Regions from separate parts of the Homo sapiens genome. Here all the other regions are linked to region 3. A link is a loop called in an ENCODE intact Hi-C map of the cell type or tissue named here. Cell type or tissue: CD4-positive, alpha-beta T cell. All regions are shown on one strand.

Region 1 (8,000 bases), 1.3 Mb after region 3:
ATTTTCTTCCATTCTGTACGTTGTCTATTTACTCTGTTAATAGTTTCTTTTGCTGTGCAGAAGCTTTTAAGTTTAATAAGATCCCACTTGTCAATTTTTGCTTTTGTTACAGTTGCTTTTGGTGTCTTTGTCATGAAATCTTTGCCTGTGCCTATGTCCTGAATGGTACTGCCTAGGTTGTCTTTTAAGATTTTTATAGTTTGGGGTTTTACATTTTAAGTCTTTAATCCACCTTGAGTTGATTTTTGTGTATGGAGTAAGGAAGGGGTCCAGTTTCAATCATCTATATATGGCTAGTCATCCCAGCACCATTTATTGAATAGAGAGTCTTTTACCCATTGCTTGTTTTTATCTGCTGTTTTGAAGATCAGATGGTCATAGATGTGCGGCCCTATTTCTTGGCTCTCTATTCTGTTCCATTGGTCTGCGTGCCTGTTTTTGTACCCGTACCATGCTGTTTTGGTTACTGTTGCCTTGTATAGTTTGATGTTGGGTAATGAGATGCTTCCAGCATTGTTCTTTTTGCCTAGGATTGCCTTGGCTATTCGGTGTCTTTTTTAGTTTCATACGAATTTTAAAATATTTTCTTCTATTTCTGTGAAGAATGTTGTTGGTAGTGTGATAGAAATAGCATTGAATCTGTATATTCTACTCCATTTCAAGACACCATTGTCACCTGGACTTTGCAGAATCCTCTTAGCTATCTCCCTTTGGACTAGCTTCCTTACTCCACAGATTTGTTCTTTACCTAGGATCAAAGTCATTCTTTTGTAATGATTATCAGATCAGGCTACTAAGAAGTTCAACTGTTGTCCTTATTTTGCTCATTATTTTTTAAAAGTTTACGATGGGCTTAAGACAGTATATCATTCGACTCCCCTAAAACCTCATCTGCACTAATTCTGCTCCTTCCCCCTACTGCAGTCACAGTGGCTCAGTGACAGTCTTTCAGTACTGCAAGTCTGCTCCACATCAGGGTCTTTGCACTTGCTCTTCCCTTTGTCTGGAAAACCCTTCCCTCAGTTATCCACAGAAATTTTTCCCCCACTATCTTTAAGTCTTTTCTTAAGTGTCACCTTGTCAGGGAGGTGTTCTCTGAGCACCTTATATAAAATCATAACCTTGCTCCTTTCCCTACGCCAACTTCCCTTATTCCCTGTAGCTTGCTTTACTTTTCTCTGAAGCACTTAATAATTTCTGAGTTTGTGTATATTTATTTTTGTTTGTTTATCAGCTGTTTAACCACTGTCTTTAGAATGTAAGCTTGTAAGCTTCATGAGGGTAGGAACTTTGCTTTGTTTTCTGTGGTTTATCTAGCTTCTGGAACTATACTTGGCACATGATGGATACTCACTGTGTTTATGTGTTAAATGAATGAATGATTAAATAAGGGGAAGAGAGTTACAAGCAGATGTGAAAAGCATTGGTGTGTTTCAGAACCTGAAAATATTTGCCTGTTTATTTGACGTGGGAGCAGTGAGTGATGGTCTCTTTTTTTCTCTTTAGTTTTGGAGTCCAGAACATGTAAAGTTTTTTCACCCATTATAAACAATTTGGACAAAATACTGCATGTTCTACTTAAAATTGGGAGCTAAGCAGTGGGTATGTATGCATGGACATAAAGATGGAAATAAGGGACACTGGGGACTCAAAAAGTGGGAGGGGTTGGAACAGGGGAGGGTTGAGAAATTACCTGTTGGATACAGTGTTCACTATTTGGGTGATGGGTGCACTAGAAGCCCAAACCTGCACATTTACCCATGAATCTAAAATTTAAAAAAAAATCAGACTTTATCCTGAGAGACCATGGATACTACCAACTGTAATCCACTGAAAGTGTGGTCAGATTAGCATTTTAGAAACAGTCCGCTTGCTAAGGGTGAATGAACAAGAGAGAAGCAAGGACATGGGGATTATTTCGTGAACATTAGTCCAGGGGCATGATGGTGATTGCCTGAACCAGATTATTGATGTAAAAATGGAAAGATCGACAGATTAAAGAGATATATAGTATTTAGGGAGCAGGCCTCAGTAATTGAAAGAGGAGCAAGAATGATGCATAGGAATCTGCCATGACAAAATCGGTGGATGGGATGCTATTCAGAGATAAGTAGCGGGCTTGATGATGGTAGAAAATTGAGTCCAAATTCAGTTTATGGTGCTGTTTAGTTTTTTAGGGATGCCATAACAAAGAACCAAAAACTGAGTGGCTAAAAACAAAAGAAATTTATTGTTTCAGTTCTAGAGACTAGAAGTCCAGAAATCAAAGTGTAGGCTAAAGGTTCTAGGGGAGAATCCTTTCTGATTTTTCCAGCTACTGTTGTTTGCTGGCAGTCCTTGGCTTGTGGATGTATTATATTACTTCAGTCACATGGCCATCTTCTTTCTGTGTGTCTCCACCTAATCTTCCCTCTGAGTGTCTGTCTGCATCCAAATTTACCCTTCTTATAAAGACATCAGTCATATTGGGTTTGGGCCCATCCTCATCACTTCAGTTTAATTTGATTACCTCTGTAAAGACCCTATTTCTGAATAAGGTCCCATTCTCTGTGTGACACTAGGGATTAGAACATTGATACATCTTTCATTGATAGATGACAGAATTTTAAGGAGAAACGAATAGGATTTGATGCTTTGAATCAGTATAGAGTAGGAGATCGGGAAGGGGAAAGAGAGACATGAGTTGTCATGTTTTCCTGAGAGAATGCTGGTGCTACTAGAGAAATAGAAAAGTAGGGGGGAAGGGGAAAGAGCTTTGTGACAAGGTGAGGGTGGTGGGAAATAAGTTTCATTGTAAGCATGCTGAATTTGGAGTTGTAGTTGGTAGTAGAATTGGTTCATGGTCTAGTCAGAATTCAAGAAAGAGATTTGTACCTAGATTATAGCTTTTATGAGAATGTTTAGGTTCTGTGAGGGAGAGGATACAAAGAGGAAACCTAAGCCTAGAAAGGAAACTAAAGAGAGAGTGTTACTTTGTTGAAATGGATGCTTTCATCCATTGTAGAAAAACAGTTTCATGCACCCATCTATTCCTTTACTCTAAATGTCAATTCTAGTAATGTCTGGATAGTGGATTTAGTTGCCGAAGTGGTCGCTGCATGAACAGAAGTAGAGTTACCAGTTCCTGACAGCTGCGAGTCAGCCTCTGGGCATCTTGCTAAATTTTCAAGTATAATTATACAGTAGACTTCCTTTAACAAATTCCGTGTTCCCAGCTATAATTATAACTGCTTTTCTTGCCTATAGCCTGTTCTTTGTCTTACTACTCTCCTCTGTATCTCCCCCTGCTGGTTAGACTTTTCCTCTGGTCATTTGGGATCTGAGAAAATAGGAAGCTGTTTTTCCTAAGCATTGCATAACCAATTTCTTTCTTCTCACTCTACTCCAATAGACATTTCAGTAATAAGCAATGTTTTAAAGCATAGGCTAGCAGTATTCTATATTATATTTATATTTATCTTCAGAGAATATGCAGATACAAATTAGGTACCTTGTAAGCTTTCTAAGCAACTGTCAGAAAATGACTACCACAACTTCCCCAGTGACCCCGTTTAATAGTTAAGACTCTTAAATAAAATCTTGCTCATGGCCATGCTTTAGACCAAGAGTGTTTTGTTTTGTTTTGTTTTGTTTTGAATAAATTAAAATTTTCACCCAAAAATGAAGTCATCATAAATCCTGCAACCATAATCTTGCACTAGTTTCCAGGACTAATCATGACAGTAATTTGTAAGATCAGAATTATGAGTGGGATTTCCTGTTTTCTCGTGTATTTTTGTCTCCCAAATATCCATTATGAAAATAAATCACTTTTAAAAATGACTTGATGTCCTTTACAAAAATATTGTAGTTTTCGGATGATAAAGTTTAGGAATATATTTCCACATCACTTAGATTAGATTCTGAGTCATTTTAATATCTTTCTTAAGAAGTAATTAAAATGTGTAGTTTTTTGAATGTGCAGAAGGAAACTTCAACTTTTGTAGCCTGCAGTGGAAGTAGTCTAGAAGAAATTATGGATTGTTGTCAGTACTTACTCATTAATATTTGTTATGTGCCAGGCACTGTGCTAGTTGCTAGTTTACTGTGATTTTAGTTTGAAGAATGATATTAGATTAAGTAGGTTTTACTTATAATAGTTGAAATATACTTGGGAATAAATAGTGTATCAAGATTGCCTATTAAAATAATTCCGTGTATTCTGGGTGACGTTAAGTGCTATGAAGTAGGACTTCTCTTACATAGTAATTGGTTGACATTCTTTGACCTCAGTGTAAGACTGAAGTATTTAATCAACAAACACAGAGGATAAAGTTTTGATAAATAAACCACTTTCTTTAAACCTTTAGAAATAAACTTGAAGTCTTTTGGCATTAGATTGATGGGCTTTCCTTTTGTGAAAGAGTAAGTGAATAATTTAAGCTTATAATTCATGTTTGCAGGTCCTCATCCTGTCATAGGAATAATAGTCTTGAAAATTGGAGCTCTGGAATTCACCATTCTGAGAGATATCTCCTTACTGGTATAATTTTATGCTTATGTGGCAAGGTTTCAGGTTGAGGAATGAGATCAGATTTGCAGGGGCAGAATATTTGCTATCCTCGTTGTTTTGGTTCCTGAGGAATGCTTACCCCTTAGCCTCAAATGTGCTGTGGTATTAGCTACTTTAAAATAGATTGCTCAAGACTCTTTATTTGGAAAACCTTAAATATGCATCGTGATGCATTACTTGCAATAAAAAATGAGGCTACAATTATATAAAACAAAACAGTACAGCTGCTGACAGATGTCATTAGCGACTTACTCAAACACAGATCCTTCCAAAAGGAACTGCTAGACATCGGATTCAGGGAGTTAAGGTCATTATGACTGAATATGAAATACTGTTGTCCACTACATTTATTGTTGGCTTTTTGCATTTAACTTTTTGATAATTTTTTGGAGACCTTGACATTTGATACAGTTTAAAAACCATTCTTTTAAATTACAATTAATAAATGTATAAAGAATGAGGAAAATAGAAAATCACCATGAGGCAAACACCACCGTAATAATTGTTGCAGGCAAGACTCATTAATGGATAGCAAAAGTAAGGGTGAACATTTAAGGAGAAATAGAATATTTGTATAGGTCTAAAAAGTATATTCATGAGATGTTTAATAATTACAAAGAGAAAAATAGTAACTTTATGGAGGAGACAGCTGATAGACACTAAGTGATGAAGGTTAGCATCAACAGTAATAAGATATATTAACATCTGATATAATACGATACACCAAAGAGGGCACATCACTTATATGATATTCTTGCCAAAAATATATAAGCTCAGTTTCATCATGAGAAGACGTTAGACAAACTCAAAATTGAGACACATTCTACAAAATAACGGACTAGCACTCTTAAAAAATATTACAGTCATGAAAGAGAAGGAATTCCCACAGATTGGGGGAGGCTAAGGACACATGACAACTAAAGGTAATGTGGAATCCTGGATAGGATTCTGGAATCAAAAAAAGTCATTAGTGGCGTAACTGACGAAATTTGAGTAAGACCCACAGTTTAGTTAATAGTTTGAACCAATGTTAATTTTATGATTTTAATAACTGTAATATAGCTATGTATGGTGTTTTCATTAGAAAAACCTAATTGAAGGTTATGTGGGAATTCGGTGCTATTTGGGCAACCTTTCTATAAGTATAAAATTATTTCAAAATAAAAAGTTAAAAAGTCCCTTTTGGAAATTTGATGTAGTACGTTCTTACTTACCCTGTGAGACTGTGAAAGTGCTCTTCTATTATAATGAAATGTCTTAGTTTTAGTAATGAAATGTCTTGGGTTTTATCTTGGGCAGAGTTCCAGGATAGACTCAGCACTTGTTGCTGACCACAATTTGTTGTCTCATTTCTCCTAATCATCCTTTGATAACAATTGTAGAGATACCTGAGTTGTGTAATTTCTAAAGAGATGTTAATTGGCCTCCACTGTAGTTAGTTGACGAGTATGTGGAAGAATTTGAAGATTAGAAATATGGTAGATGACCTTCAAATCAAAAGTGAGTGAATAGTAGGTATCGGGGGTATTTGGATTCTAGTTCTGACGGATACTGACTCTGGGATCTTGAGCAAATCAATTTGTCTTTCTCAATCTCCTTTTTCATCTATAAAATATCGATGATAGGAATAACTCTACCTTATATGGTTTGTAAAGATCACATCAACTAAACATGATAATATATATGGTTATATATAGAGAGCACGTTGCCTAACTGCAGATTGCTTCCACTTCAGTCCACTGTGAATGGTGCCTCCTGGAGGTGTGCCAAGTACTGTGCCCAGAACACAATGGTCACCCTCAGTTAATTGACTCTGATTAAATGAGAAAATACCTTTGGAAGGATGTTGTGAGTTGAAATACTAGAAAAATAAAAGTATAAAAAATTTTAAATGTTATAAGATTATTAACCAAATTGATGTAGTTTTATAGGATTTTCATAGCATAAACCCAAAACCTATACAAACTAACCAATTTAGGTCTTACTCAATAATTAATAGTACCTGTTTTTGAATCAATAAAAGAGCAATACTATCTAATACTGTTTGTAAGCAACAGATTGGGGGCTATTTTAAAACATTGCATTTTATTCTTTTTTGTGTAGGGGAAAAAAGTCATTAGTCTGCATTTATAATCAGGACTAGCTTCCTGTAAAATTATTTAACTTTTTATTTATAGAATTTGAAATTTACAATTCTAAATACAGCAATAGTAAGGCACTGCATTTTTGCAGGAAACAAAAAGCACAATTAACATAAAGTTAGAACCAGCCACAAATAAAATATTCCAGCAAACTGTGTAAGAAAAAAAATGCTCTGGGAAGCAAATGCCGAGAAATGTTACATAGGTGGCCTTATTACATTGGAAAGAAAAGAATGTAGAAGATTAGTAGCAGTAGTAGTAGGAGGAGGAATAGGAGGAGGAAGGTGCGTAGCAAATGATAGTGAATAAGCTCTAAGTGTTAGTTACTTTTCTAAGCACTTTATGCAAATCATATTAATCATATTATTTAATCCTCCCAATACCTTATGAGTTAGGTCCCCACTTTATATATGACATAGCTGAGGCTCAGAGAGGTTAAGTAATTTTTTTTCCCAAAATCTTGCAGCCAAGATTCAAAGGCAGGATGTTTGGCTCTAGAACTCATGCTGGTAACCACTATGCACACTCCCTCCATGAAACCAATAGCCACCATCTATTGATGTACAGAATGTAGTTTGTGTATTTTTTGTGTGTGAATAATTTTGTTAATGGTACCATGGGATTTTCCTGGATCAAGGGCATGATTTAAGTAAGCAATGGACTAATTCATAGGACCCCTGGTGTCCTAATAAATCAAAACCCACTCAAGAATACCTCAGCAGTAAGCACATTAACTGTCTTCCTAGATGGATTGTTTTAAAAATTTTCCATATCTGCATAAAGTATATTACGTACGATAATTTCACTTAATTGTTCTAACTTTTAATAACTGTCAAGTAGTAGATGAAAGGAAAGCAGAAAAATGGTAAAGTGTGGGTGTGGAATTACTTCACTTTTTTTTTTTTTAAGGCTGAGATTGATTTAGAATTTTTGTATTTCCTGGAAGAATATCCTGTGGCTAGTAGGAATATTTGATTTCTTTAATAGATTCTCACATAGTAGGGCCTAATATCTAGCTGATTGAATTAGTATTATTCTAGGTATAGAAATAATGAAACTCCATAGTTTGTTCTTTATGAAAATATTTTATTTCAAGTTATTTCTTTTCTGCTTGACAAAAGGGCATTGCATTTTTGCTTTAAAGAGAGGCTTGTGATGTTTTGTTTCATTTTTTTCTAGCTTGGACTGTGGCAGAATCAAATGAGTAGTAGTCTTTGATGACTAACACTTGTTCATTTGTTTCCACTGCAGAAATCTTTAAAAAGGTATAATGACTAAATTAGTTTATTCTTAGACATTATGTTTTC
Region 2 (8,000 bases), 430 kb after region 3:
ACTCATTGTATGTATCTAACCTCTCTCTGAAAGAAGAGGACATTTCTGAAAAGCCCCTTTTCGGTTTACTAAAAGTTTAGGAAGTTCTTACTGTAACCCTGTACCAGAAAACCTTCCTCAGTAGCACTACTTCTACTAGAATAAGTATGTTTTGCAGAAACATCTTTGAAGAGTGCTTGTGTTCTATGTAGAGCCATTATTTTTCAATATGGAAGCTCAAAAAACTAACTAGCTTGTGCCCCTCTGTATCCCCTAAAATCATTTCCTCTCAAGTTTCCAGAATCACTTGAAGAGGAGTATTCACTTTGTGAACCTTTCTTCCTTTATAACAATTTGACCTGTATGCCTCAGTCAAGAGTAGAGTTGTAAAATGTGGCTAAACAAGGCACTTGAGGAAACAAATTCAGGGTCAGTGTTCAAGTCAGCCTGGCAAAGAAAATAATTCACTGAATGAAGTCACCAGGTAATGAGTAGGTTAGAGGCAATTGAATTTCATCTCTGGAGGTCTTAAACTCTTGGGAGGGCTAGGGAAGGAAAACAGACTTGTTGATCCAACAGGCTCTTTAAATCTCTCATGCCTCAAGAGTGAAAATGTCCAAAACTGGCCATTGAGATAAGATGAGGCAGCTTTAAAACAGGCAGTGACAGTTTCCCCTAATCTAATTTTCCATCAAAAACCTGAAACAAAGAAAATGCAGAAACCATCATCCAGATCCTAAAGACCGGGAAGTAGCTAATGGAGCCATATATTCATCATATTGATTGGCCCATTGATTTTTTCCCCCTTCTTAAGCGCCTGTTTCTTGGTCCTGTGCCAGAGAAGCTTTAAAGAGCTTAAACAAAACTTATACCAAATCTTGCCAATGGCTGCCAGGGAACCTGCAAACTAACTTTCTCTGTTGTCACAAGTATAGTTGCACAGTTGAATCCTGCCAGAAGAAAATGCCGAGTTTTGTATGCAAAAACCTGCTAATCCTATCTAATTAAGAACCCAAATTGAGAAGGGAAGAAAAAAAAAGCCTAAGTAGTGAGCCTGTAATAGTTGAGTCAAGAAGGCATGAAGAAAAAGACATTTGCTCAGGTACCCCAGCTAATAAAGATTGAGGGAATGTGATCTCAGAATCAGAAATATGAATGGAGCATATTCATTTTCCCTGGACCAATCACAGAATTTTAGGTCCTATCAATTCCTTAATCCATTGGTTTCCAGATTCAACAGAGTTTAAGAATTATCTGAGGCACTGTTTAAAATGCAGATTCCTGGATCTACCTTCAGAGAGGAGCCTAATTCAACAGGGAGCAGGACTTTGGAACCTCTCCTCTGACAAGCAGATTCATAGGAAAAGGGGGTCTTTGGATCAAACTTGGAGAAACACTACAAGTGGGTTTACAGAAAAGTTTTATCTGGGGACCACTGCAGATTAACTGGAAAGGTATACAATGGAAGTTGTTAGATATTTGGATGATTGATAATTATCCCTTGATTCTTTGTTGTCCATTTATTCTTCTACACAAGTAATCTAGAAAGCCTCTTGCCAATTTTGGAATAAAAGAGATACACAAAAACTGGTGTTAGTTAAAAAACCTTTCATTGCAAGTAGCAGAAACTGACTAAATGCAAGAAAATTAACAAAATTTTTTTATGAGGCTACAGTGATGATATCCCATAGAGTTCTGCAGCCTTACAAAGACACAGAGAAGGGGAATTAGAAACTCATCACAACACTCCACCTCTCTCATCACTGCACTCCTCATGATCTCTCTTGTTATCTCTCTCTCTCTCTGTCTCTCTCTCTTCAGAACTTCTCTCCCTGCTTCTCAGTTTACAAGGCAGGAAATGGCTGTCCCAACTACCACCCCCCAACCAGCTAACACATACAAGTTCCACACACTGAGACTAAACTCCAATTCTGTCTTGGGTTGGTTGCTACCTATGATACAATCAATATGGATACATATAGGTCATCTAGAAGTCAGGGCCCATAGGAAGGATAGAAGGTAATTCTGTGTGGGGACAGTTATGAATTTAAAGTTTCAATCATATGCTTTCTAAGGTCTCCTTCTATCTCAAATCTTCTCTTCCTGATCAGAGATGTCTCACAACAAATCACGTAAAATGTAGCCTTATAGCAAGGAACTATAATGGTCCATATCTTGTTCTTTCTTAGAAGGAGAATAAAATAGTTGGACAGGATCTGGTCTCAGCACAGGGTCAGCCCAAGTCATGATTATCAAATGGATGAAAAGTATCTGATTCTCCTTAACTTCTTTCCAAGCCCTTACATCCCAGCTGGATCTATGTGCTTACCCCCATTCTTTTCAAAGAGTAGGGTTTCTATTATTAGTCATTTGTAGCCAGTATGTATGGGCTAAGTTGATCTGTCCCTGTTCCATGGGAAAAGATGACCACATTAAGCCTAAAGACACCCATTTGAATGACAGAACATTAATTTCATCTACCCTAAAGGGATCTCCCTTTCCTGAGGCATTGGATATGTGAGTTATTTCTTGTGCTAGGACTTTGGTAACTCACATTTGAACAGTAAAGCAAATAAAAATGGACAAAGTATGATCAGGAGTCCTGATCTCAAAGGCAGACATATTCTCAGATATACTTTTTGGTACTTTATGACCTATATGCCACTATCAGGAGATTTTTCTGTTTTTAAATATTTAAAAGGGGTGAAAAAGTTCATTTCTGCTTTAGCGACAGGCAAACCCCATGGTACCCTTCCACAGTCTGAACAGAATTTTCTTTCTGAAAAGATTCGTCTTCCAAAGGTTGAAGGTGGAAGTATAAGGGGTTGAGGGTGGGGGTGAGCTTGATCACAACCTAGTAAACCTTGACCTTCCTTACAAATTCTGTCATCTATTGCTCAAGGAGCTTCTCATCTGCCCAGGTGTTCTCTACGAGCAGCCAGTTTTGGCAGGGGAGAGGGGTGTGTGATGTGGGGTGTGTGTGTGTGTGTGTGTGTGTGTCTGTGTGATGTTTTTTGATTAAGCTACAAACTTCTCTGCTGGAAATTGTATAAGCTCTTCCTGGATTTGTTTTGTGCACTTGAAGAAATAATTACCAACGAGCATCTGGTCTCTTGAAGCTAAAGGTGGTTACAAAGACTCCCATTGGAAATCTGAGGTCAGTTTCAAATGAGTCTCCTTTTGAGTCCAGTAAGTACAACTTTAAGCTTTCAGCCGAGGTGTGGCTCTTTGTTCTTTAAGACAGGGATGAGTTAGTGCTAGTGAAAGTCAATCGGGCAGATAAGCTAGTGCCAGTGAAATCCAATAGGACAGGAAACAGCAATTTGTTCCCGCACCTTTTCTACCCTCTGGGAATTCACACTGAGAAGGGAGGTCACTCTACACTGAGCCACCTTGTGGCATGTGTGGAGAACAACAGCCAGAGGCAAAAGCCATTTTATTCTTGGCTGACAAAAAACAGTATTTTAAGGACACTCTCGAAGGGTGTGGTGGTGATTCTGTGAGACACCTCAAGAGAATAAGCAATTGTACAGCACAACTTGCTTCTGCTACTCCGTTTGTCTTCTATAACTGAACTCTTCAGAGAGATATTATTGTAGTGATTAAGAGAGAAAGCTTTGGAGAGCAACAGAAATGAGTCAAATCCTGACTAGTCAAATCCTGACTCTCCTTCTATCATATAAATGTAGCCTTATACTGGATACATAACCTTAAAGAAATTATTCAGCCTCTTGAGTCTCTGAAAAATGAAAATGGTAATGGTACCCAACTCCTAGGTTTGTTGTGAGAACTAAATGAGATAATGTATAAGAAGAAATTGGCATAATGTCTGGCACGAAGAATGGACTCAAAAAAATTTTTAAGTAGGTAACAAGTAAACATTGTTGTCAAACTTTGGGGATTTCTTACAATTTATTCTTTGAAGTTAGAGTCATGCTTTTTTGTATGGTTAAGGAGCTGATGGTATATTGTCTTTCAAGAAAAGGGACAGAATCCTTTTTAAAATGCTATTAAGTTAGTGTACTAGTTGTATGATTGTTAACTTAGTCGAGTAGAAGCTATTTCTAGCTTCTCACCATTTATGAAGATGATGCCCTCCTTGTGTCAAGGTAGGCTTCGAAAACTTCCCTTTTTCTTTGTCTTCACTCGGCCATTTTTGGCCAAGCTAGGTATAAAGCATTAGGAAATGTTAGCCAGAGAAAACAGATCTGTTGACCAGTTTCAGGCACCTAACGCCATGTCCATTCAGATGAACATTGTTAGTCACTCCAGATCACACAGAATGACTGCATGTAAAGCCCACCTAACCCACAACTACTGAGTCAAATATTCCTTTCCCATTTCCTGTCTTGCTTATTTCTCTTTATTTTAACTGTGAGTGAGTAATTTTAAAGTACTGATCTTCTGGATATATCTGAAAACTTTGACCCTACCACAAACCCTTTGACTCTACAATGGACAATCTGTTGAAGAAAAAAAAATACAATGGACAATCTGTTGAAGAAAAAAAAAGTTAGAGAAAAATATTATCCAAACGCAGTAATTGGCTTCAATACTGAGTGATTCCCCCACCACTCTCTGGGCAGTATCTCAATTACAAAAGTTAAGTAAACAGAATTATGTAGGTGAGGGGGCTGAAATCTCACGTCATTATTGGAAGTCATCAGATACTCAAGGAGATACTTCTCAACATACTTATCCAGTTAACTCACTGAAAAAAGATCTTAGGAAGATAGATTCAGTCATTATAATAGCCAAAGTCTCAGGTAATGGGGTAAGGTTACTTCTTTTCTTATCCACTTAGAATATAATTCAGATGGCATAGAAACCAGAGTCAAGGAATAAAATGAATAACCCAGTGTAGGGACCTCAATATTTCAAGTCTTAATGACAGAACATGTTATTTTGCCCTCTTCCTACAAAATATTCCCTCTTATTTCAATATAATATAGGTACTAGGAGTGAGGGAGAAGGTCAGTTGGTTTTCCATCTCTGTTAAGGTGCTCAGTGTATTTTGTTAATTGTATTTAATCTTGAGAGATACTACATGAATGGGAATTATGCTTAATATCATAGTAGTTTACCATTGTGTAGTACTTCACAGTTGAAAAATCTTTTTTAAGTGGGTTGCTTGGTTTGATCTTCACAACAATAAAATGTGTTTCATAAGTTCTTATTAGAATTTGCACTTGATAAATGAGATTCCAAAAGATTAAGTGACTTGTTCAAGTATACTCTGCTAGTAAATGTTCATACTTGATAAGTTTGTGGTGTTAGGGGCTTAAATGTAATGCCAAGGAAATTTATGGAACTTCCTTTCCTGAAAATCTCTTTAGAAACCAACAGTTCTCTTCTAACCCAAGGATTTAAGTGTTTTTATATGTGGTCCTGACTAAAGGCAAGCAAAGAGACCAGAAGGCCTCATAAGTATTCTGCTAGCCTTGTAATTGGGACCATTTCTTTCTCTCTAAATGGAAGCACAGTGATGATAATAATTAAGCTTTAGGCTTTCATATTTCCTTTTATCTGAGTTCTTCAGCCGGACAGGAAGGACCCACCCGCTCTGCATGATATGGCTCTTTTCAAACTCGTCCATGTTCATTAACCATCTAGACTTCCATTAACCATCTAGACTTTGTTTTTTGGTAATAGCAAACAACTTATGGAAACCTCAGGAATTTGAACCCCAAATGTGTGGTCAAATCTACTTTTTACAGAGGAAGGTATCATAGCTTTACAAAACTTTCTGAATAAATAAAGTTTGTGCTCTTATACATAATAATGAAGTTAAGGAACCATCAAAATAACTAGTCAGCAACATCTGCAAGTTTAGTGGGAAGAGTCTGAAGGCAGAGTGCAGATAGAAATGTGAACACTTCACTCTATCCCTCCTCCTCCCAGCATTCCACCTGCAATAGACTGTATTCATATCTCCCAGAGGAAATATGCTATTACTGATAATATGATCACTGAAACACTGGGAGTGGTTGGATACAGAGCTCTGGCAGTGGGTTAATAAAAGGCCTAATGAAGAACAAAAAATTCTGCCAGTCGCTGTAAAAAAATATTGCCCTCGGGAAATTATAAATCAGACACCATGGTGTGAAGTTAAATATATATACCTACACACACACACACACACACACACACAGCATTGCCTTGCTGATAAATGCTGGAGTGGGCAGACTGGTGACGAAACACATAAGTCACTGGGTGCCCTTGAAGTTTCAGTCCACCTCAGCATGATGCAGTTAAACGCCTCAGCTGTGCAAAGCCAAAACCACATTTGCTCAGCCTTGTCAGATCACACTGCACTGTGTGGTAGAAACAGGATGACTGATCCACAAATTAGTTGTACTTCCCAGAGTCTTACTTGCCTTTTCCCTTTTTATTTTTACCTTTTTTTATTTGTTTACTTGCTCAATTTTACAGCACTAATCTCAATAGACTCTCAAATACTGCTTCTGGATGCAGACCTGTATTTAGGGTTTTCTTAATGTATCCACATTGAACTTGTCTGGTGGGCAGCCTCAACAATTCCATCCACCAACATAGGAAATGTGATGAACAAAGCAGGCCAAAGGCCCTGACTAACAGTAATACCTTACTTTTTAGCTAAATTACCAGTGGTCTAGGAAAGAAAGAGTTGACCTTTCTAAGACTAGAAACAATCACACACCTTGACACATGAACATGGTGGCTGCCTGATGAATACTTAGGAGCCATGGTTCACCTCCTTGGTTTTCCACCTTCACTGAGTCATTGAGTTCCTGCGGCCTTGCTCATTTAAACCGTTGCTTTCTAACACACCGTTTTTTCCCCAGAGGGTACTTCTGCCAGCTTTTCAACTGGTTGATTGTGTACCAACTGTTGACTTTACAAGTGAGATAGGCATGGCCCCAGGGGATTTGGAGGAAAGATGGCCAAGGAGTACAGTGAGGTCAATGTCAAGGAGAACCCCTCCACCCCAACCAATGAAGCCTCCTTCACATGTTATCTGCTGAAGCTGATATCTTTCAATGTAAGCTTGAAAGAAATGAGGAGGGCTGAAATGTTTCGGGGACTCCTCTTCAGTGTTAGGGTGTGGGAATAAACTGGGATATCTAGGGAATTCCTTTCCATTTTCAGGGATCTTAAAAAGGCAATTCCAGAAATGTTGGGAAGGTCCATTAGAAAACCATCAGATTCCTTAAATAAATTGAACCACAAACCTCCAATAGATAGAACAATGAAACATCTCTACTTCTAATAAGCATCTGGACATTTATCTTAAATTCTCTTCCCTGAGATTTACATTTTCCTGGAAATCTATGAAATATTATCATAGTTACCACCACCCTGGTTTCAAAGGGTCCATTATATTTGTATTTCTTTTTTTACTGAGGTGATGAAAGAATATGTAAACCAAACTTTACCAAGGATTCAGGGATGAGAAAAAATTAGAAAAATAGACAATAAAAATAATACACAGTTTGCGAATATGAATCACACATGGCAGCTTTGTAAAGCTGTCTGATGGAGCATTGATTCCCATATGGCAGAGCAAATCCCTGATGGACTTTTCATTGGTGCACACTGCAGCAAAATGGAAAAAAAAGATACGGTGAGATTTTCATACTCAATTATAACATATATTGTAAATTATACTTATTTATTCTAAGATTATATCCTCACTTTTATTATCATAAATACTCCTCTCTTTTAATAGTAGATAATGTTTTCTCTTTTGATATCTTTATTTGGTAAAATACAAAGTTAGTCATTCTGTGTTACTCTTCCACTTTTAAAATTTTACTCATCCCAGAAATCCAAAAGTCTGGGAACCACCACAACAAACTGGTGAAGCGCTTCCTATTTCCATTCTGCCTTAACCTTTCCTCCAGAGGCTACCTTTCCTCTGTCACTATGGAGTCCATGACCTCAAGCATATCCAGAGTTCTTAAAGTACTAGCCCAAAACAACAAAGTTTCCCTTCAAAAGTATAGGAGTTCCCTTTAACTCTAACATCAAACTATCAAGTT
Region 3 (8,000 bases):
ATTCTGAATGCGGTTGCACATGTGCAGCAACAGCACTGAAGGCCAACACACTATTACTGTGCATCCAGGCCTCTCTCTCACAGTCTGTGGGTCAACAACATTCTTCTTTGCTTGCTAATGCTTTATTGTCTCTTAGTATACATTGGAATAATAATGGTAATTTATGCAGATATTTTGTATGCATAGCAAATAATGAGAAACACCTGCAGAAATTTCCCTCCTTCTCTGAGTTCAGCAACTAATTATATTTTTAAATAATGGCTACCATTGAACACAATTATCCAAATCACTTTAAGTAATGGAATCTTTTTAAGGTGTTTTTGAAAATTTTAGCACAGTTTTTAAACACTCATTTTTATCTAGATGATGGGAGAAAAAAAAGGCTAGTGGGCGGCTTACTCACCCAAAAAGCAGTTTCTGCCAAGAGTAGATCAGTCCGGAATATTCCTCTGGGCCCAGTCTTTGCTCCAGAGGTTATGACCAGCTGATGAAAACCAGGTTTTCCAAAGAGCTTACCTTCTTGATTTTGGTGCCTCGCTCTTCTTCCCTTTCTTCCTTTCTTAATGTAATATAAAAATAATTAGATTGCCTCTAAAAATTCTCTGTTTTAAAAGCACAAATTGCCACATGATTTTCCCTTCTGTCAATTTAATAGTTTGAGTGGGAAAAGCACTGGCTGGCAAGTCAGAAGACCTAGATGTTTTGTCTTCCTAGGTCTCAATTTCCTGTTCCATACATTTGGAAAGCTGAGACAGATAAATTCCTAACACCTTTCTAATGCTAAAATCTGCAACCCCATGACAGCCACAGATCTTTGTATCATAGCACACCAGGAATCAGGTTTAGCAAAGAGAATCTGAAAAATAAAAGTGGTTAACCAAGAGCAAGGCCAATAAAAAATACATATTTTCCTCTCCATATTGAAACTTCAGGTTGTGTTCTTAATTAGAGCAAAGTTCCAGTAACTTGATGTATATATGTGTAATGTGTGTGTGCATATTTACATATGTGTGTACATATCTGGGGATTGGAAGTTAAACCCTCAATACACACACACACACATACACACATACACACATATATATAAATACACATATGTAAATAGAGAGAACAATTTGGAGAATTTACATCTTCCTTTTAGGCACTGTGCCATTGCCAGCATGATGATCAATTTCCCTTCCTAACATTCCTAACCCCCCTTCTATGTGCCTACCAGGAGTTATTGCTCCGTGGAAGGAAAAACCAGCTCGTGCATAAATCATATATTTTTCTGTCAGATTTGGGTTCATTTGGTCAACTGGCATTTATGGAGTGCTCCTTAAAAAATGAATAAGTAGTAAGAATTCCTGACCTCATGGAGTTTACAATCTGGAGATGGAGGTAAGTGTAGTATCAATAAAATTCAAAATAAAACAGATGAAAATAAAATAATGAATAGGAGCTTAGATGAAACAACTGTTCATTTTTACATGGGAAATCAAGAAGAATCTCTTGAAAGAGGTAAATTTGACCAGGACTCTAAAGAACAACAAATAGTGAGCTTGTGCATTCCAGATTTTGGTCTATAGACTAGCACTACTGTATATTGAAGTTTAGCTGATCTAATTGATAAAAGCATAAAGAAGAAAAAGAAGAAAAATGAGATAAATGTGATGATTTTTAAAAACTAAATATAGCTAATGGAAAAGGATGTCTTTTTTTTTTCTTTCTGAGATTATGTTCTACCTGTTCTTTTTTTGCTAAAGTCTCTTTATTAAACAATGGTCAGAATATAAGGTAATCCTCAGGATTTCTTTCACCTTTTTTTGGCAAAATATTAATAAAAAGCTGGCAAATAAGTGTCAGTCTCAAAGCCTGAATATTTGGTTGACATTTTACTGGATCATTAAATTCTGGTTTCCTCTGTGTTACAGTTCCCCTATTTCCTTCTTTGTTTTGCTAACTTCCAAGTGCCTCTGTGATTTCCTAAGAGAATGAAGGAGGAAGGTAAGGAGCCAATTGGCTTTTTAGGTTTTATTTTTCCTGTGCAAGTGAATTACATTGATAATCTCATCAAGAAAGAGAGAAACAGACAAACAGAGAGGGAGAGAGACAGAAGCAGAGACAAAAAGTGAGCAAATGCAAGGAGCAATTAACAGTTTGATGGTACAGATCATATAAAAAAACGAGTTGATGGACATTTTTAATACCCACAAGAGGGTAATCAATCACTACACATTTGTGGAGGAACATCTCCTGGTCATTGTTTCATTTAATCATGTCTTTTTTTTTTTTTTTTTGAGATAGAGCTGAAGTGCAGTGGTATGATCTTGGCTCACTGCAACCTCCGCCTCCCAGGTTCAAGCGATTCTCATGCCTCAGCACGTGCGCATCACCACGCCTGGCTAATTTTTGTATCCTTTCTTTCGGTAGAGACGGGGTGTCACCATGTTGTCCAAGCTGGTCTCGAACTCCAGACCTCAGGTGATCCGCCTGCCTAGGCCTCTCAAAGTGCTGGGATTACAGGCGTGAGCCACTACCCCCAGCCTAGTCTTATACATTTTTAATGAACAAAAGAAAGGGAAAAAGTCCAAGGGAAATAATTATAGTGGATTCCGCATTAAATCCACAGGAAGCTTCAGAGCAGACCTGGGTTGAATCTGACAAAAGGAAATGCATGTGCAAAGGTGCCTCCCAAGCCCAGTCGTGGTAGAAAGTGGCATCAGAGAACCAAAATGGGAAATAACTTTGCTTTTTAAGCTCACTATTTTAAGGGGGGAAAAATCATTCTTAATTTTGGAATCTGCTGAAACTTAAGTTGATGCTAGTCCTATTTCCTTAATACATAACCTTCCTCTCTTATGAGAGCTTTTGATGTGACTCATCTTGCAGGTGAATAGTGAAAAATTAACTGCCTGTGTTTTTATTAACAATAGAAAGGTGTGCACTTCTAAACAAAATGGAGGCTCATGAGCAAAACATGCGGAGCTGCCCTGGCAATGAAGTGAAGAGACTTGTAACTTGGTGCCTGAGCCTGTGCTAAATGAGGGAGGGAACGGAAGGAGTTCATTTGGAATCAGAAGACTAAGTGATATGTTGTCGGTAATTATATTATCGCCATACTCTTGCTTCTTGACGACTAGCTCTCTATCACCCTCCTTCGACACACAGAAATCATGTCCGTTTCCATCCCGAACCTCATTTTCCATGTTAAACTTCCAAATAAATAAACTCTGTGGTGAATGAGAAATATTGTGGCTTGAAAATGGCTTGACAAGTACGAATGCTTTCATTCTTTCAAAAGGATCCTTAAAGTAAAATTGAAAGTTGGCATTTTTATTACTCAGAATTTTGAAGTGTACTGAAACACATCGCATCCGACTTGCGTGGATGGTTGCAATCTTTTGTAGATACAGTCATATGACCTTGGTGCAGATTCTTGTCTCTGTTACTAACGACACTTTACTTTTACATTAAACACAGTCTTAAGAAAAAAAAAATCTACTTAAGGGACATGTCTGTTGCTGTTCTGAACATAGCTTAACACAGACAGAAAGTATTTGTGGGCTGTTTACAGTTGCGGTGTCAGAAGAATGCTCTTTATTTACAGTAATTCGGAGAGTGTAAGATGGTGGCCCCTGGGGAAATCTGACTCAAAATAAATTTCTAAAAGCATATATCAAAGATGCTTGGAAAGATCATCTTAGAGGAGCTGGTTAATTGTAAGATTTTTACCCCCTCTCAGATGATCTTTGAGGATAAAATCTGAAAGGACAAGCATAATCTAGATTTAATTGTACACTTAGGATGTTCCTTTAGGAAATCATTTATATTTTTAATAGTGAAGTTATACATTTATTTCTAAAGCTACAGAGACAGCCTAAACTGCCTTTTTTCCAACATACACTTCAACATATTCAAAAATGTCCCAAAATGTGGACTCTATCCCCTATAGGAGAGTATTTTTCTGATACCACCAGGAAATAAGCATCAGGATGCTTTGCTATTCTTTCACCCCAAACACCAAAACTTACACCTTACTGAAAATAAATCAGAAAGACTTGAGAGTTCTGGGAATGCCTCTAAATACAAGGTGCAAGTAGATTACTACAGTATGCTTGTCAAAATCTGTTTTATAGTCACGAGATTTTTACTTTCCTCCTTTCCTAAATCGCACTATTGAAGCATAGCCACAAGAGGGAACCATTGTTTAAATGTTGGAAGGACTGGGTTGGTTTGAGGCATTCATCCAGCTCAAATCTCTCTTTAATATAAGAACCTGGTCAAAAGGGTTGAACAAAAAAAGTGAAAAAACACATGCAATCATCGATTCGGTTCTTTTAGATAGCTAAACTATTTCTGCTTTTAAACATACAAATAATCAAAGATGTTCCTAGGGCTGTAACCTGGCAACAGAAACCAAAGACCAGAGTCAAACACCTAATAGAAATTCATGTAATAAAGAAAGCACTGGTGAGTTTTTATTTTTCCATTGGTTCTAGCTTGCCTAAGAATGAGGCAAACTTTTTTGATGCAAACAGAAAATATTGAAACATTAGGAAACAAAGACAAATCTAAGCCTTTAAGCTCAAAGTGTTGCCTATCAAATAGCAAATTGTAACAATGATTGGTAACCGGAGAAGGGGAACATATGTTGTAAAGACTTCTTGCTCACTGCGTTGTGAACCAGCACAATTGTGAAATTCAGACTAATGCGATAAAAGACATATAGAATGGCTTCTTTGAGGTTGCACGGCACCAGGCTGGCACAGGTCCAGTTTCTGCACCAACAGAACTGCAAAACAAACTGGAAAATATTTGATGCCAGTAGGGCTTTTATAGGAAAACAGATGACGGCTGAGATTATTAATCCTGACAGTTTCCTGATTTATTAGGACGTGTCATCCTCTCTTTTTGTATAATTTGGCAAATGATCATAGTATTAGACTTAGTGGAGGCAGAGCTAAAGGTTTCCGCCCATCCTTTAACAGTGGCAGCAGGTATAAAGCAATATGGATTGGGTTTAGGCAAGAAGTGGACGAAATGAATTTTCAGTTACATATTGTCATTTGAGGAACACTGAGTGAATTTTCAGTTACATATTGTCATTTGAGGAACACTAAGTTGGTGTTTTTTTTCTTTTTTTTTTAACGACTGTCAACCTAGATACAGCTATGTAACTAAAATGCATTAATTAACTCTGAGAAATATACCTTCTGTTTATTTAATAAATCCAAAGTAAAGGTGACTAAATTTAAAACCCAGGTCTCTAGCAATTAAGAACAAATGTTACTGTTTACCATGCAAGCAATGAGAAACAAAGAAAACAGTCAGAAAATAGTAGTAATCTTTGAAAGCCATTCCTCTAAATTGTTATATGCTACAAAATGAAACACATGGAATTTCTCACTCTGAATCATTCATGCAAAAATCACTAAAACAATCTTGAGTGACTTCATAGTAAATTCAAGAAAGAAAACACTTGATATATTTTATTAGTGATCTCCTTCACAAAGATATTTTTATATTCTATTTTTATAATCCCCTGCATTTAAAATAACTGCAACAGAAATTAAGTCTCAATCAAAGTGTATCACAACTAAAGATATTTCCAATGAAACAATATTATCTCCAATACAGTTTTATCAAACTATAAAAAACTGAACTTAAAATGCTACAATTGAACACTTTTTTTATTAAGAAAAATCATGCCTGCACCTATATTTCAAGACTGACATATTGTGCAATAAACAGCAATCAGTCTAAAGATGCTATATTAAACAAACCAAGTTTTGTTTTGCTAAACTAAGCAAAATTAGTTGAATGCCCTAAGTAATAGTTGCTGGTATTTTTTTCTAAATTATTTCTCCACTTGTTTTTGTGTCTATGCATAAATTAAAAATCTGCTGAAATTTATTATTCATCTGAGATGTAATTAATATGCAAAATTATGCAAATTAAGATGCAATTAGGCTTCAATTCTCTAGTGGAATTTTCCATTATAATTTAATACAAAGTAATAGAGTAATTGGTGTCACGTGTAATTACGGTTACTCACGTGTACTTGCAGACGTGCAAATGATGTGGTATATGTTAGTTATCCTATGCAAATGGATCATGCAATCTCTTAATACTTGGGAATGAAGTAAACAAAGATGGTCTTCAAAAAACGGGTGAGAGGGACCCCTCTTTCTTCTTATGTGCTACCATTTTGAGGAACTATGTGAATAATTGTAACTAATTTCCTTGCAGTTATTTCTAAGAATTTTTAAAGTGGTGTTATGCAGTGCATTGTTTATTACTCTAGAGAAATTATTTCTGGTAAAAAAATGAATCTTTAAACAGAGACCTAATAGTGATTCAGATGCCACATAGGTGCACCCAGGATGACAGCAAGCAAACAAAAACTGTGTCTATCAGGGCAAAGGCTGTTTTTGTATCAGGCTGAAAAGGTCTCTTCTCTAAAAGAAATAACATAGCCAGCTTTGCCAAATAAATCATTTAACAATTTTCTGTTATTTCCTGATTATGAAGTTGACCAATTTGCTTTGCAACCTCTGCAGAAGCCAGACAGTTTGATTTTTAAAACCAAAATTTCTTCCCTCCTAATATGTAAAATTCCAGGAGAATTCAGTGTCATTTCTTTCTGAATGAATAAAGCAATAAGTAAATTGAACTATATAATTCTCTTCGTCAGTAACTCTGCCATTTGGTTCAAGGGACTCATCTGCTAACTACCGTGTTTCTCCTTGTGCCTTTCTAGAGAAATGAAAAGAACGGCTCTCCCATGCGCTTGTCCTGAGCCTGGAGCTGCTGCTTATAATTTCTCCATGAGAAATGATTGCTGCTTGTTTTAAAACACCCATGCTGTGTTGAATCTTGCACAGAAAACATTATGATCTCGACACTTTCCTTCTCATAACTGAAGCACACACTTTAAGACGAGTATTTTATATTCTCAGCTCCAATTAACCTGAAGTGTTTCTCTTCCCTATGTCTCCCCCCACCCCCACACCCTTCACCTGAGTCTATCCTTCTACCCTTTGTAACAGACAGATTTTGTTTTTTCCAGGAGGGGATGTGTGATATACTCTATTATAATTAATAAGTGTGGGCACTGGCAGACAGGAAGGGGCATGATATAAAGTAGTAGATAAGCAGCTTCACGCTTTCTCCACTATATTCCTACTTTCTATCCCTTTTCCTCCACCCACTGTGGATGGTTATTTGAAATAACAGGCATGGATAAGAGAAAAGAAAAGCTACCATTTGTCTCTCAGGCTATACCCTTTTGTAGCCCCACCCATTCATCCATATGTGGCTTTCCCATTCATTCCAGTAATAATACCAATTACTATGCAGGCAGGGCCATTCTTATTCACATTTGCAGCTCACTGTGGACATTTATGCTACACTCTGAGCAACATTCATAACTTCAACAACATCGATTATACAGCTGTTGTACAATCATTGTAAATGAAATATACAATGCCTTATTCAGCTCTCTGAATCATTTGTGATCCTTGGATGTGGGGCAGGAGGGAGGTAGCTTGCTCCCTCTGCCTTACTTTTCTCTGGCACTGACCTCATTTTCTAAGTCCAGATACTTTCAGGAGCTTAGGATAAGAAGAGACCAACAGGCCAATTTGTAAATAAGAACCAAAAAAGCTGAAGCAGTGTTTCTTTTTTTTTTTTTTTCTGACAGGAGGGACTTTGGAATCCAGTTTAATGGAAAAAGGAGGCCCCTGAGTCTTCAGCGTCACAAACAATGACTGTTCCTGGACTTGTGTGACCACACATCCCAGGTCAGACAAATGGACCTTGACGCAAGCTTTCTGAGATCACCCAACCAGAATGTCCAATGCAGGCATATGCTTCTCTCTTTGAGCTATTTTCTCTCTTTCCTCATCAACTTTTCTCCTCTGTTCTCAACAGGTTACATTTATTGGCCAAAACCAATATTACGTATCTGTATTTTCTTCTTTGATGAAATTTTTAAATTTGGTCTGCCTTTTCCAAAC

What was found. A loop is a pair of places that touch in the nucleus more often than their neighbours do. Peaks named below come from ENCODE experiments on the same cell type or tissue, not always from the same donor. Only the 100,000 strongest peaks of a DNase experiment are listed, where the experiment ranks them.
Region 1: a loop joins it to region 3, with 7 times the contacts of the local background. A loop is called at or near these places in 3 of 110 quality-filtered maps.
Region 2: a loop joins it to region 3, with 2.9 times the contacts of the local background. A loop is called at or near these places in 39 of 110 quality-filtered maps.

What each region holds. Positions count from the first base shown.
Region 1 is chr3:17,640,563-17,648,562 of GRCh38, reverse strand. The region is part of intron 1 of TBC1D5 (TBC1 domain family member 5); the gene reads left to right. Among named protein-coding and RNA genes, the nearest start is that of TBC1D5, 98 kb to the left of the region's middle. In CD4-positive, alpha-beta T cell, a CTCF peak has its summit at 3,296 (motif pointing left); a DNase peak (open chromatin) is centred at 3,282.
Region 2 is chr3:18,554,945-18,562,944 of GRCh38, reverse strand. No RefSeq gene overlaps it. Among named protein-coding and RNA genes, the nearest start is that of SATB1-AS1, 110 kb to the right of the region's middle. In CD4-positive, alpha-beta T cell, CTCF peaks have their summits at 3,157 and 3,365 (motif pointing left); DNase peaks (open chromatin) are centred at 3,374 and 6,204.
Region 3 is chr3:18,984,992-18,992,991 of GRCh38, reverse strand. All of the region lies in intron 1 of LOC107986066 (a long non-coding RNA gene), which reads right to left. LOC105376978 (a long non-coding RNA gene) reads left to right here and starts at 3,000. Exons shown (of 4, transcript XR_001740610.2): 1 at 3,000-3,081; 2 at 7,685-7,784. In CD4-positive, alpha-beta T cell, CTCF peaks have their summits at 3,986 and 4,186 (motif pointing right); a DNase peak (open chromatin) is centred at 4,181; H3K4me3 peaks cover 759 bases; H3K27me3 peaks cover 252 bases.